Regions from separate parts of the Homo sapiens genome. Here region 2 is linked to region 1. A link is a contact called in ENCODE Hi-C or POLR2A ChIA-PET data. All regions are on one chromosome and are shown on one strand. Each heading gives the region's core, a stretch centred on a gene start or an enhancer-like site at or near the end of the contact. The rest is flanking DNA. Distances are from core to core; before and after follow the strand shown.

Region 1 (7,417 bases), core at 4,659-7,158:
CTGAGGGCGTTAGGGGCTGTGCCTCTTGTGAGGGCCATTTGGGACCTCCCTGGGGCACTGCACAATTGATAGTGTACCAATAGAGGGAGACTGGGCGATCTGGAACAGCACGTGGTGGGGTCCTGCTTGTGTGCTCTGCGTTCCTCTGTGGCGTGGCCAGGCCGGGGCATGGCTCTTACCCGGGGAGTGGTGGGCATCTCGATGCTTCTTTGCCTTAATGATGGCCACATCTGGGCTGCTCTGCACCCACGGGAGAGGCTGGCCCAGCTGCAGACTGCTTAGGGACTTCTGTGTCCATCCTGGGGGGTAAGCCCACGTGACCCACATTCTTGGCACTATGAACAGAGAACATTTGCCTGTTGGCTTCTGAAGTGGTCAGGGCCATGGCTGACACCTCCAGGTCCGCCTGGCATGGGACACCAAGTGGAAGGCCCAAGCAGCTCATCTGCTCTTGGGACCAGGGGCCAGTTGGGTTGGGTCTGGTCACGGCAGAGCTATTGTGGAGGGTCAGGAAGGGTGGAGAGGAGCTGGGTTGAAGCGGACTGCTGCGGATGCAACTCCCAGCTTGCCCACCGCGGGCTGTCTGCTCTCCCTCCTAGCAGCTGTCACACTGAAGTTTTGTCCTCTGCTGTCTCCTCTGGTCCTGAGATGAGCTGTGAGCCTAGGTGGCCAAGGCTTCCTGCATTGCTTCCCTGTGAGTCCAAGGCCTTCCCCCACCACTGGGCAGAGGCTGGACAGCACGGACTTCTAGAGAGAGCCGCGTTGCCAGTTCCTCTCCCACTCGCTCGTCCTTATCCACCACGCTATTATAGTTTCCGTTGTCCTCCACCAGCATTTCCCTTACTCTGAAGTTCCGGCATTCACATCATTCATGTTTTCTTTTGTCTTTTAGCTAAAGGAAAAGCATTGGCGATTTGTCTGATTCTGGTTTTGAGTTACTCTTTGTTCAGTAATGCACTTTATTTTATTGTCCAAAGAGAGTCAGAGCTAAGCATACAGGCTTGGGGGTGAGCCCTGCTGTGAGAGTTCAGGCCCTGGGAGGCTCAGCCACCTCCTCTTGTGGGAAGGAGGTCTCAGCCCCACCTCGCATCTTCACCTGCCCTTGGTGTGGACACACCCTCTCATGCTACCAGCACCATAATCCAGTGGGGGTGACTGGGTGCACACCTGCCCAGGTGAACACAGCGGCTGCCAGTCTCCTGGTCCCGAGAGGAGGTGGGGCCTGGCCCTGGCTCCCTCCAACCAGCTGCTCCTGGGACACAGGTGCTCCTGCTTCGGCTCTGTTTCGGCTCACAGGTGTGCATCACTGGGCTTGGATTTGCATTACATTGACCCCAGCCCTGCAGTGGAACCTAATAAAAGCGCCTGAAGCAACTGCCTGGTCCTGGTGTGTCCTTCCTGCGCACTCAACTGTTGTCTGGCATCTGCTCAGTGTGGGGGGATTTGATAACTTGTCTCCAAGATATCACTGTTTTACGTGTATGTGCATGGTCCATTTAAAGGTGGGGATCCCACTTCCCCAGCCGATCCCTCCCAACCTTGGCTCCTCGATAAGTTTCTTAAAGTGCTAACATCTGGGGGAGGAGGAGAGTGCGTCAGTGTTTGACGGCCCCGCCGCCCTTGGGTGCCTCTTCTGCCTCTGCCGCACCTGTCAGCCCTGCGACTGCCCCACAGTCACTGCTTTGTGGACAGGTACATGTGGTCAAACAGCAGGTGAAGGACAAAGCCCAGGAAGGCCAGACTGCACAGGTGCAGCAAGGAGTGAGGCCTGGGGGTGACACACTGCCTGTGTTCCTGCTTGAGCTGTCTTTCCCTGTGACAACAGAAAGCGTCTAGAACAAGTGCTCTCTGAGCCTCAGATAGGAGCCTGGCAGTCACTGTTCAGCACCACTTTGTCCTTTGGTCAGTGACTCATAGCTGACTTGAGCAGTTACTAAAAAAAACTCCAACTAATTTCTGAAGGAGGGCCCTGGGGTGAAGCAGGCCACAGGACAGTGACCAAGGTGTCCTGGCTTCTGGACTCCAGGAGCGAGAGGGTGAGTCCCCCAGCACCCGGACTCCAATCCTGCACCTTCAACACAGTGCAGTTCACTCGATTTACCCACAGCTCCTGGGATCGCTTGAGCCCAGGAGGTTGAGGCTGCAGCCAGCTGTGATCGCAAGTCCAGCCTGGGCCACGGGGTGAGACCCTGTCTGAAAAAAAATTTAAAAAGCTGAGGTGAGGAGGCTCGGGGAGGTTGTATCAGAGAAAGCAGCAGCCTGGGCCATGCAGTGAGCCAGTACCTGATCATGGCCGTCTTATGTGAGAGCCAGTGAAGATCCTTGGCATCCTCTTTGGTTCGATGTAAAGATAAAAGCCGGGCGCAGTGGCTCACACCTGTAATCCCAGCACTCTGGGAGGCCGAGGCAGGTGGATCACCTGAGGTCAGAAGTTCTGGCCAACCCGGTGAAACCCTGTCTCTACTAAAAATACAAAAACTAGATGGGCCTGGTGGTGCACACTTGTAATCTCAGCTACTTGGGAGGCCCAGGCTGGAGGATCACTTGAACCCCGGGGGCAGAGGTTGCAGTGAGCTGAGACTGTGCCACTGCACACTCCAGCCTGGGCAACAGAGCAAGACTGTCTCAAACAAAAAAAACAAAAAAACTGGGTGTGGCAGCTCACACCTACAATCCCACCACTTTGGGGAGGCCAAGGCTGGTGGATCACTTGAGGTCAGGAATTCAAGACTAGCCTGGTCAACATGGTGAAACCCAATCTCCACTAAAAAATAGAAAAAATTAGCCAGTGTAGTGATGTGTGTGCGCCTGTAATCCCAGCTACTTGGGAGGCCAAGGTAGGAGAACTGCTTGAACCTAGGAGGCAGAGGTTGCAGTGAGCCGAGTTTATGCCACTGCACTCCAACCTGAACAGTGTAAGACTCTGTCTCAAAAAATAGGCCAGGCGTGGTGGCTCATGCCTGTAATCCCAGCACTTTGGAAGGCCGAGGCAGGCGGATCAAGAGGGCAGGAGATGGAGACCATCCTGGCTAACACAATGAAACCCCGTCTCTACTAAAAATACAAAAAAATTAACCGTGCATGGTGGCAGGTGCCTGTAATACCAGCTACTCGGGAGGCTGAGGCAGGAGAATGGCGTGAACCTGGGAGGCAGAGCTTGCAGTGAGCCGAGATGGCACCACTGCACTCCATCCAGCCTGGGCGACAGAGTGAGACTCCATCTCAAAAAAAAAAAAAGACTGTCTCAAAAAATTAAAAAAAAATTTTTTTTAATCTGTCATCCAGGCTGGAGTGCAGTGGCGTGATCTCGGCTCACTGCAAGCTCGCCTCCCGGGTTCACACCATCCTCCTGCCTCAGCCTCCCGAGTAGCTGGGACTACAGGCGCCGCCACTATGCCCAGCTAATTTTTTTGTATTTTTAGTAGAGACGGGGTTTCACTGTGTTAGCTAGGATGGTCTCGATCTCCTGACCTTGTGATCCTGCCCGCCTCGGCCTCCCAAAGTGCTGGGATTACAGGCATGAGCCACCGTGCCTGGCCAAAATTAAAAAATTTAAAACAGTTCTGGATGCCACTCCCCCATTAAATCAAGCAAATTGTACTGCTTAGAAATAGAACTCAGGCCCGGGGTTCGAGACCAACGTGGCCAACATGGCGAAACCCTGTCTCTATTAAAAAAGACAAAAAATTAGCCTGGCGTGGTAGTGTGCACCTATAGTCCAGCTTTTCGGGAGGCTGAGGCAGGAGGTTGGCTTGAGCCTGGGGTGTTGAGGCTGCAGTGAGCCGAGACTGTGCCACTACACTCTAGCCTGGGAGACACAGTGAGAACCTGTGTGTGTCAAAAAAAAAAAAAGGGAGAAGTCGGGTTCCTGGGTCCCTGCCTCACCTTCCTGCTGTGTTCTCCTTATTGGGCTGTGCTGCTCTGAGGAGAGGTCCCTCAAGGCCCAGCCCTCCTCGCCCTCAACACAGCCTGAAGCTTCATGGTTTTTCTCCCCTCAGTCTGACCTAAATTGACTCCTTCATATACTTCGTGCTTAGGGAGATGATAACACCTCCAAGTTGGGCATAGAAACGCAGTGTCCAGCGGTCTGCGCTGCTGTCTCGAAGGCTTCCGCTAGGAGTGTGTGCATCTTCCACACCCACGGACAGAGAGGCTGCCTCAGCCCTCATCACTCTTCGCCAAGTACAGGTGGGGCACGGCACAGCCCAGCAGCTGATGGAGAGCCGGCCTTCAGCCCTTCGCTTGTGTCTAACTCACCCCCTTTCCCCTGGGATCCATGCTTAAGGTCCCCCACATGACTACTGATCATAAATCTTGTTGCAGATAGGAGCTGGGCTTGGCGTGGGGCCAAAAGCCTGCCAGCCCCCGGAGCAGAGTGGGGTGGGCAGCGGAGTAAACCGCGGGGTGAGGCTGCTGGTTTGGCGGGCCTTCTCCCACGTCCGTTTCCTCCTCCACGTGATCGTGATCATTTCCTCTAGGACAGTCTTGGCATGTTACCATCCGTATGGAAGAGATGGCCTGGGAGGACTGGATGGGGTTGGTGTGTGTGAGCGAGTGACTCACAAGGCTTCAGAGGGTTAAAACTAGCAGTCAGAAGACCTGCGGATTCCTGTGGGGAAATTCGGTCAGAAGACCAGCGGAGGATCCCTGTGGGGAAATTCACAACGATGCGGCATCTGACTTCCTGACTCTGAAGGCCAAATGAGATGCACCTGGCCCTCCTCTCCCCACTCCCCAGCATCAAAGACAGCATTTCCAGCCCAAACACCTTCAGAGCAGCCCTGGCGAGAAGAGAGGAGCAAGGAACTGACTCCAGGTGCCGCACTTGAGTCTGTCTAACCCAACATTCAGAATCAGACATCCCCGTTGCCTTGGGGTCAGTCCCCACCCCAACCTCAAAGGGGGGCGGTCAGGATGTCTGCAAGTGGTGCTTTGTGCTCCAGCAGGTGCACCCGGACTCCACGATGTCTGCCTAACTTCCAAGCCCAGTTTTGCAGCCCTGCCCCTAGATTCTCCCTCGAGGGTGTCTGGCCTTAGCGCTCTTCAGATTGGCTTCTTAAACGGAGGGAGGCGGGCCGGGGGCGGGGTTCCTTGGTCATTTACTTGTGAATGGTGTGCCTGGTTTCCGCTCTCTTCCGGGCATGGAGCAGGTGTCCGTACTGCAGGCCCCTCCACGGGCGTTCTCTGGTCAGTACTTCTCTCCTGGAGGAAGTGGAGAGCTGCCAGGAGGGAGAGGGTGGAGGTATCTTGCCCTGGCTCACAGTCATTTTCTTGTCCTCTGCCCCCAACCCAGAAACCCCATTGGTGTACTCCCTGTCCCCACGTGTTCAGCCACGGAGGGAGGGACGCACTTCCACCTAAGCTGGCTCACTCCGCTGGGCCCTGAACGCGGGGGCGGCCGGGGCGGCTCGCAGAGCACAGGGCAGAGACCCATCCCTAGGACGACAAGAGCCGGCGCTGCCCCACCCCGACCCCGGCTGGAGTGCGCTCCGGCAGGACCCAGCTGCTCTCCGAGAGCCCAGAGAATCGAGGCGTTTACGCAAAAGCCCGAGTAGCTGAGCGCTTGCTCCGGGGAGACGCCCCGCCCAAGAGCAACCTCTGCTCGGCCAGGACCCGCTTCCCCACCCTGGGGAACCCGTGCAGCAGCCGGGGCCATGAAGCCGCCGAGGGCTCCCACCAGCCCGGCCGGGTCAACCTCGACCTGCGGCACGGTGCCGCGGCCCCTAGGAAGGCTCCCCTGCTCCCCGTGGGTACCAGCGACCGCCCCAGCTCCCGGAGTCCCTGCAGCGCGTCCTTTCCGGCCCGCCCCCGGCACCGCCGACCGCTTTACGGCGGAGGTCGCGCCGCACAGCGGGCTGCCGTAAAGCGCTCCGAGGCGGAGCCGCCGCCGCGCGGCCGGGGCTTCTCACTCTGACGGGCCCGCGCGCACGATGGCCGGCGCCGCGCCGCGGGTCCGCTACCTGGCGGGCTTCTGCTGCCCTCTCGGGGGCCTGGCGGCGGGCAAGCCCCGCGTGCTGTGCCATGAGGCAGAGGTCTTCCTGTCCACCGGGAGCGAGCTCGTCTACGTGTACGACCAGGAGGGCGGGCTGCTGACCGTGAGCGCCGGCCCGCGGGGGCGGGAGGGACCGGGCGGGGGCGGCGGTTCGCGTGAAAATGAAGACCGCGGGCCCGCGCGTCGCGTCGGCCTGACCCGCGCCCCGGTCCGCAGGCGGCGTTCCGGTTCCCCGACCAGGTGTGGCACCTGGAGCTGCTGGCGCCGCGCAGGTTGCTGTACGCGCTGTGCGCCCGGAGGGGCCTCTACTGCCTGTCGCTGGACCACCCGGGCAGGAGCAGGTGAGGGCGGGCCCGCGGCCTCCCTCCCGCACACTCCTGCTGCCCCCGGACTGCTTCAGAGCGAGCAGCCCCACCTCATCGCGCTTGGGGACCCGGGCTGCCGCCAGCTCTGAAGCCTCGGCCGCCATCCCTGCCCGATTATCTGGAGCCCCTGCCCCCAGCACTCTTTCTGCAAGTGTCTTGCTCACAGTCCTTAGTAAGTGGGGTTCACATGGTTAAGCCCACGGCGGGGCGCGGGATCCTGTCCTTTGGGCCCTGGTGGCCCGGTGCTGTCTGGTGAGACACGCCCCCGAGGTTGGGTCTTTATTGGAGGGAGGAGACAGCAAAGGCACCGTGACCCCGAGTCAGTGATCAGTGGACACCATCTGGGTTGGAAGGAAGCGAGCTCCGGGCAGCCAGGCCTGTCTTCAGTGCAGAGCCAGCAGCTGCTGACCGCGGCCCAGGCTGTAGAGGGGGCAGCCTGTGCACTTTGCAGCCTGGGCCTCAGCCTGACGGTTCTATGCTGACAGGTGTCGGTTCACGCTGGTTTTGGATGCCTGGTACTTCTTGTCAAGAGTATCCTTCGTGGGGAAGGTGGGAGGCCATGTGGCAGATGGACTGCTGAGCGGCCTTGGGGGTCACTGCGGGAACCCCTGAGCCAGACTACTCCATGCCAGGTTATTGTGAAGAGAACGTGGGAATCCCACCCTGCCCAGGCCTGACCAGTGCGTCCCTGTTCTCAAAGGTCTACGAGCCAGGATGACAGGGACAGCGAGGACGGTGACCAGCCTTCCCCCGTGATCCCTGTGGACCCCGATGCCTGCATCCTTCCCGATGCTGCGCTGTGCGCGTTCACCTTGCTGGACAGTGTGCTGGTCACCCTGGTGCAGGGCCCTGCCCGATGGAAGATGCAGCTGTTTGAGCAGCCCTGTCCTGGGGAGGACCCCCGGCCAGGAGGCCAGATCGGTGAGGTGGAGCTGTCCTCCTACACGCCCCCAGCCGGGGTCCCAGGAAAGCCTGCAGCCCCCCACTTCCTTCCAGTGCTGTGCTCTGTGTCACCATCAGGCTCCAGGGTCCCGCACGACCTCCTCGGGGGCTCCGGGGG
Region 2 (7,365 bases), core at 4,596-7,095, 110 kb before region 1:
GATGCAACAGAAAGCCTCACAGCTTCAACAGCTCTCCCGCCAGCGAGAACACTGCACTCTCAGGCCACACACCAGACAGCGCACACGTTGGCTGAGGGTTTTTTTTTTTCTTGACACAGGATCTCGCTATGTTGTCCAGGCTGGTATCAACTCCTGGGCTCAAGCAATCCGCCTGCCTTGGCCTCCCAATGTGCTGGGATTACAGGTGTGACCCACCGTGTCCAGCCTGTCCAAGGCTTCTGTTCCCTGGCAGCACTGGGGGACAAACTCAAGTTGTCCCCGTGCCCCACTTACCTGGTCCTTGCTTACGCTCCTCTGGGGCCTGGCAGTCAGCTCTGGGGGCTGCAGGACAACCTCACCAAACTTCACCGTGTCTGGAGGAGCAGAATACAACTGAGGACTGCTGCCCACAGCCACTGCACCCCTGACACCCAGAGCCACCACCCGCCCACCTCCCTCCCATAGGGCTGGGACAGAACACCAACTCATCCAGTGGTCTAATGGCTGTGGACCCCAGGGGAAACCACAGGTGCCCAGTGCAGCCAGGGCTGGTGGGGAACAGAAGGCCTGCGCCCAGGCCCCACCCGGACCACTGCTGACACCATCGCTTTGGGAAGAGCTACCTCGGAGCAACTCCTGCTCCAGCCTGTCTGCCGCCTTTTCCTCCTTTTTCCGTCGGACTTTATCTAGTCGCCGCTTCTGGAACCTGGGGAAGAAAGCACATGTCACTCAGATTCCTAAATTCTCTTTCCACCCAGGGAGGAGGCAGAGGCCGCCCCACCCACAAGGGATCCCCTGTGGCAGAGCAGGGACCCAAGAACAGGTGGCTGCCTCCAAGTCCCCGCTCCCCTTACCACCCCAAAACCCACAGCTGCCCACCAAAGAAGGCTCTGACCCCAACAGGCCCCTCACAGGTCCCCCAGTGGTTCTCAGCTGGGGACAGCTACCTGCCAGGGAACATCTGACAATGTGTGCAGACACGTGGGCAAGGGCTACTGGCACCTTGTGCACGAAGGCTGGGAAGGCTGCCAAAGACCACCCAACAGAGACTCATCCAGCCCATCCGGTGCTGCTGTGTCTAAAGGGCCTAACAAGCATTGTATATCACGTCTCCCTCAATGTGAATCTGGAAGCTTCACCTTCAGCGACAGCTCTGGAGATCACCGTGGCGCCAGGCTGTATCTGGGCCACGTTCTCTGTGATGAACTTTCACTGGCTAAGGTAACTATAAGTAATACAACAATCCAGAAACAGGGAATCTACAGAGCTGAAAGCAACCTCTCAAACCTTCAAAGCTTTTTTTTTTTTTTCTTTTTTTTGAGATGGAGTCTCGCTCTGTCACCAGGCTGGAGTGCAGCGGCACGATCTCAGCTCACTGCAACCTCTGCCTCCCGGATTCAAGCGATTCCACTGCCTCAGGCTCCCAAGTATCTGGAATTACAGGCATGCACCACCACGCCCGGCTAATTTTTTTTTTTGTATTTTATTAGAGACAAGGTTTCACCGTGTTGGCTAGGATGGTCTCGATCTCCTGACCTCGTGATCCACCTGCCTCAGCCTCCCAAAGTGCTGGGATTACAGGCGTGAGCCACTGTACTCGGCCAAAGCTTTTAGAGAATTAGGAAGGTGTAGTCTCTTGGACGAGAGACATTCTGTTCTAATGGAAACAGAACCCCTGGGCACGTCACCCTCAGACCGACCCCCTCAGGGCTGATTCCCACAGGGCTAGGGCTTTCTGGTGCTTTTCCTGTGAAAGCAAGGACCAAGCGAGGTCTCCGCAGAGTTCCCAGGTTCCGCAGCCTCCTGGAGGCCACACCCTCACTGGCTCCCAGCTGGATGCTCCGACTCGCCAACTCCCAGGGCTCTGGCTTGGTCTCCCTGAATCCAGGCTGCCCCATGGCTATGAAACAGGGTACCTGCAGAGGGCCGTCATGGGAACCCAATGTCTTCCCTCCGGCTCCCAGGGCAGACCCCTCCCCCTCCCGCCTCCACTCACGCTTTTTTTGCTTTTTTCTGCTCAGACTTCTCCTTGGGAGCTGCCTGCACCTCTGGCTGCCGGATGGCCTGGTTCTTGCTGAGGAACAGCACATGCTGGGCCTCTTGCTGCATGCGGTGGATATAGGCCCCGTCAGACTCCCCCTTCCTCTGTTTGAACTTGGGGACTGCGATGTCGGGCTCCTCTCCCTTTGCTTCCTTCTCCAATGTCTTTCTGAAGGTCACCTGGGCTGAGGACAAAGGGAGGCCTCAGAGGAGGCAGGAGGCAGACAGTGGCAGGCAGGTGACCCATGCTCATTTCCCCTCCCAAAGCCACAGGAAGGGAAGACCAGGCTGGCTGGAAGCACCCCAACGACAGCAGCTGAAGAGGATGTAGAATGCCCGGCCCGGCATCCCCGGGGACGTGACCCCCCAGCCCAATGGCACCTGTCACAGATGTCCACTGCAGCACAGCTGAAAAAGGAAAGCAGAAACAACCTAATGTCCACCCCTAGGTGGCTGGTTGAATGAATTCTCCTCTGATCACCCACAGACTCCATTGCACAGCTGCCGAAAGAAGCCCAGTGGAGCTACACAGAGAAACGTGGGCAGACCTGCCGGGCGCGGTGGCTCATGCCTGTAATCCCAGCACTTTGGGAGGCCAAGATGGGCAGATCACAAGGTCAGGAGATTCAGACCATCCTGGCTAACACGGTGAAACCCTGTCTCTACTAAAAACACAGAAAAAATTAACTGGGCATGGTGGTGGGCGCCTGTAGTCCCAACTACTCGGGAGGCTGAGGCAGGAGAATGGCGTGAACCCGGGAGGCGGAGCTTGCAGTGAGCCGAGATTGCGCCACTGCACTCCAGCCTGGGCGACTGAGCGAGACTCCATCTCAAAAAAGAAACGTGGGCAGACCTATGACATCCACTGAGAACGCAAGCGCAGGACCCCGGGCGAGTGTAGAACACAGGAGGCGGACAGTGCCAGGCAGGTGGTTGTGTTCATAAATATGTGAAGACATGCATATTGCCAGGCATGGTGGTTCACACCTGTAATCCCAGCACTTTGGGAGGCTGAGGTGGGCGGATCACCTGAGGCCAGAGTTCGAAACCAGACTGGCCAACATGGCAAAACCCAGCCTTTACTAAAAATACAAAAACGAGCCGGGCATGGTGGCACAGGCCTGTAATCCCAGCTACTGGGGGGGCTGAGGCACAAGACTTGCTTGAACCTGGAAGGTGGAGGTTGCAGTGAGCCGATATTCTGTCTCCAAAAAAAAAAAGGCCAGGCACAGTGGCTCACACCTGTAATCCCAGCACTTTGGGAGGCTGAGGTGGGGAAATCACTTGAGGTCAGGAGTTCAAAACCAGCCTGGCCAACATGGTGAAACCTCGTCTCTACTAACAATACAAAAATTAGCTGGGCTTGGTGGCGTGTGCCTGTAATCTCAGCTACTCGGGAGGCTGAGGCAGGAGAATTGCTTGCACTGGAACTGGGACAGGGGAGGCAGAGGTAGCAGTGAGCTGAGATTGTGCCACTGCACTCTAGCCTGGGCTAGAGGGAGACTGTCTCAAAAAAAAAAAAAAAAACCACACACAAAAAATTAGCTGGGTATGGTGGTGCGTTACCTGTAATCCCAGCTACTCAGGCGGCTGAGGCAGGAGAACTGCTTAAACCCAGGAGGTGGAGGTTGCAGTGAGCCCAGATCACGCCACTGCACTCCAGCCTGGGCGAGGAAGCAAGACTCCATCTCAATAAATAAATAAATAAACAAACAAACAAAGGTGCCAATTCAATGCAGCACGGTTCAGAACGTGCCATGTGCTACCCAGGCCAGTGCGCCTCCTCCCTGCACCTTCCTCACCTCTATCTCACTATCCCTTTGGCAGCCATATAACCCCCAACAAGAAGCCTACAGTTTATACACAAATTATAAAACAGCTTTGCTGTAAAACCAGTGCCACGTTTGGGAAGAGAAATGTGTCTATAAGCAAAATATACACACAGTGGACTCCGTTTCCCAACATGCCCAGAGTGTTACCTCTGGGTTGCAGCGGTGGACATGTGGACACCCTACCCAGACTTGGGGGAGGAAGGCAAGACTTCTCAGAGGGGCCTGATGGAATTTCCTCCTTCAGCTCCTGACTCCACCCACTTCTCTCTACCATTGCTTCAGCACTCTTGTCCCAAGAATCATGGCTTCTCCCTGGCAGTAGCCCCGCCAGTTGCCAGGTCCACTCTCCCTCACTCCATCATCGCTCGGTGACCCTTTTTTTGCTTAGAGTAAACATGAATTGGCCGTGCCCTGCTAAAAACTCTGATGAATCTTCGCTACTTTTGGGGAGAAAAAAACGCCGCTCCTTAGCATGGATCCTGAGGCCCCATAACGGGTCCTCCCCGCCCACCCCACAGCCTCCTTCCAAGCCTCGTCTGGAACCACAGCGCCACCAGCTGCCAGCCACTGCTTTAGCTTTGGCCACGCTCCCCCACCTTCTGAGCACCGGGTCTTGGCATATTTCCTCTGCCTGAAACGTTCTGAAGTATTTGGGCGATTGGGCGGGTTGAGACACACAAAGCTTCACTGCCGCCCAGTATGGGCCTGCACACACCTGCTTTCTTCCTCTTCTTGTTACTGATCGGGTTTTTCATCTCTTGGCGGCTCCTCATAATCTCCCGGAGCCGGAAAGGAATCTCCTGTTCGTCCTGGTTCTTGGGCTTGCAGTTCACTTTCTTCTTCTCTTTGCTGGGAGAAAGAACACGGGGGTGAGACCCGTCCCAAGTAAAGCACAAGCAGAATCAGTAAGAGAAACAATAGTTGGGTCTGGCAATAGAATCTACACGGGCTGGCCGGGCTTGGTGGCTCACGCCTGTAATCCCTGCACTTTGGGAGGCCGAGATGGGCGGATCACGAGGTCAGGAGATCGAGACCATCCTGACTAACACAGTGAAACCCCGTCTCTACTAAAAATACAAAAAATTTGCCGGGCGTGGTGGCGGGCGCCTGTAGTCCCAGCTACTCGGGAGGCTGAGGCAGGAGAATGGCGTGAACCCGGGAGGCGGAGCTTGCAGTGAGCCGAGATCGCGCCACTGCACTCCACACTCCAGCCTGGGCGACAGAGTGAGACTCCGTCTCAAAAAAAAAAAAAAAAAAAGAATCTATCTATACAGGGGCCACATCTGGCTTCTGTGGTGCGAGCCGGTCCAGCAGTCCAGGGAGCAGGGATCTTTCCTCTCGGTCTCACTCAGTGGCTGTCCCTGAACCCCTTCCTCACGGGACGCGAGGCCGAAAGGCACTCCGAAAGCCCAGGAGGCCTTTCCGCCCTGACCTCGTCCAGAACCACAAAGACGGGACACTGGGACGCGGGAAAGGCAAAACCAAGGACTCGCTCGCGCCTCCATTCATTCAACCGATCCTGGCGGAGCGTGGGCCGCGGGCACAGACAGAGGAGGGCACTGAGCCCGACCTGGGGAAGGGGTCCGAGCGAACGCTCCCTAGGGGGTCCCGGGCGGAGCCTTCAAGGCGTCCCCTTCTCTGGGGAAGTGTGGCGGCCTCGCGGGGCAGCGCAGTCACCTGCGAAGCCCGGGCCACGGGGCTGGGCGCTGCTTCCCCAGCGGCTGCACTTGCTGCCGCCCCCGCGCTCGCCGGGGACTCCCAGGACCCGCCTGCACCCTGGACACCGCTGCTCCGCGACCAGCTCCCGCCATCTCCACGCCGGGAGGCTCCCTAGCGAAGCCACTTCCGCCTTCCTGCATGGTTCCGCCCCACCGATCGGCACTTCCGCTTCCTGCGCTCAGCCTCACGCTGGCTGGAGCGGCGCGACTTCCTGAAGGTCCGGGATTGGCCGGAGCGCCCGCCGCTCACGGTCAGGGGTTGCCGGATCCCGTCCGCGGGCGATGCTGCTGCGGAGGGTGGTCGAGGGAGGCCGGGCGGTAGCCGCCGCGGTCCGTGGCTCGGCAAGTACCAGGACGGGTCTTGGCAGCGCCGAAGGGCACGTCCGAGAGGCCGCTGTCCGGGGGCCCGCACGTACCGGGAGGAGCCCCGGCCCCTCCACCCGCATGTGGGGACGGAGCCGGGAGGATCGCGCGCTGGCCGCCGCCGAAGGACCCCTCGCTCCTCTCCTCCATCGGCTCTTACCGAGTCCCCGCCCCGGAATCTGTGGAGGGGCCGCTTAGCCTTGGGAGAGGAAGCAGCCCGGTGAACGGCCACTTTCCTGTTTCTCAGTATCTGCCGAGCGCCTGTGTGCGAGCCCTCCTGGGCTCTGGGGACTGGCCGTGGACATGGAGCGGATGATGCCCCTCGCAGGACTAGTTAAATAAGTGAAGTTGGTAGCGTGTCAGTCCGTGATCCTGGGTAGATAGAGCAGGGCAGCGACGGAAGACTGCCTATAGGACATTCACGCTGGGATGAGAGGGGCCTGAGAGGCCTGGGCTTTGTGACAGGGAAACTTGGATAAAGGGTGGTGCGATTCTTCCGGTTGGTCCCTCAGAGGTGGTGGGGCTTGGTTATACTGGTAGAGGTGCTGGGCTGGCCAGGAGCTTACAGGGTTACACCTCTCGCATACTGGTGTCCACAGAGCAGCCATCTTAGCTGGAGGTGTCGAGTGCCTCCCCCACCCCCCACCATGTGCTTGAGTGCACACCCGGCGCCAGGCCCTGATCCTGGCACTTCTTGTGAATCACACCGTGTCATACCCATGACTTCCATTGCACAGTGGGGAAACTGAGTCTAGAGAGGTGAAATAACATGTCTAAAGTCACAGGAAGTGAAAAAGCTGAGGACATGGAGCCAGTTGCCCAATGACAGGAGAGCTGAAATGTCCTCACTGCTGGGGGTAGACCGGGCCTCACCAGCTTCCTGGAGAGTCACATGTTTGTCTGCATCCTCAGGGGGCTCGCCGGTTCTCCAGCCCGGACTGCTGCCAGAGGCTTCCTGGAGGTGGCAGCTTTCTTCAAAGGCACCATCCCGGAGCGCAAGCCCCTGATGGGCGCAGAAAATTCGGGACAGACCACGTAGAGGTGGGCTCCCAAGCAGGTGCGGACGGCACCAGGCCGCCCAAGGCATCGCTGCCACCTGAGCTCCAGCCGCCCACAAACTGCTGCATGAGTGGCTGCCCCAACTGCGTGTGGGTGGAGTACGCGGACAGGCTGCTGCAGCACTTCCAGGACGGTGGGGAGCGGGCCCTGGCTGCCCTGGAGGAGCACGTGGCTGATGAGAACCTCAAGGCCTTCCTCAGGATGGAGATCCGGCTGCACACCAGGTGCGGAGGCTGAGCCATCCCTGCTGGACTCCCTACCGCAGGACGGAGTCCAGGACGCAGCCGCAGCCTCCTTCCTTCACACCCCCTCACAGACTCCTTGTGTCCAACGGGAATAGGAAGAATTAGTTA

Evidence for each region. A loop is a pair of places that touch in the nucleus more often than their neighbours do. ChIA-PET counts read pairs that join two places held with the same protein, here RNA polymerase II (POLR2A). Pooled maps may share reads with other maps.
Region 2: a map of B cell shows a loop between it and region 1 (16-fold over the local background). The contact joins the promoter of OXLD1 here to the promoter of FAAP100 in region 1. A Hi-C loop is called at or near these places in 3 of 168 maps with a recorded cell type or tissue (B cell, CD8-positive, alpha-beta T cell and naive thymus-derived CD4-positive, alpha-beta T cell), 5 of 37 single-sample maps with no recorded cell type and 15 of 50 pooled maps. POLR2A ChIA-PET finds 5 or more read pairs at or near these places in 12 of 52 experiments (Caco-2, GM10248, GM12878 and 9 more).

Annotation. Positions count from the first base shown.
Region 1 is chr17:81,550,844-81,558,260 of GRCh38, reverse strand. FAAP100 (FA core complex associated protein 100) reads left to right here and starts at 5,908. Exons shown (of 9, transcript NM_025161.6): 1 at 5,908-6,095; 2 at 6,209-6,333; 3 at 7,058-7,417. The coding sequence starts at 5,931. LOC124904085 (a long non-coding RNA gene) reads right to left here and starts at 5,902. Exons shown (of 2, transcript XR_007065947.1): 1 at 5,755-5,902; 2 at 942-5,219. It overlaps NPLOC4 (NPL4 homolog, ubiquitin recognition factor), which reads left to right. Exons shown (of 17, transcript NM_017921.4): 17 at 1-1,374. RefSeq lists enhancers at 4,277-4,852, 5,382-5,501 and silencers at 4,902-4,971, 4,982-5,061, 5,642-5,801, 5,942-6,181, 6,242-6,341.
Region 2 is chr17:81,665,085-81,672,449 of GRCh38, reverse strand. OXLD1 (oxidoreductase like domain containing 1) reads left to right here and starts at 5,845. Exons shown (of 2, transcript NM_001039842.3): 1 at 5,845-5,932; 2 at 6,866-7,365. The coding sequence starts at 5,873. The coding sequence ends at 7,249. It overlaps CCDC137 (coiled-coil domain containing 137), which reads right to left and starts at 5,713. Exons shown (of 6, transcript NM_199287.3): 1 at 5,550-5,713; 2 at 4,588-4,721; 3 at 1,997-2,225; 4 at 624-706; 5 at 295-374. The coding sequence starts at 5,683. RefSeq lists silencers at 5,480-5,629, 5,830-6,149 and enhancers at 4,806-5,727, 5,728-6,649, 6,810-6,919.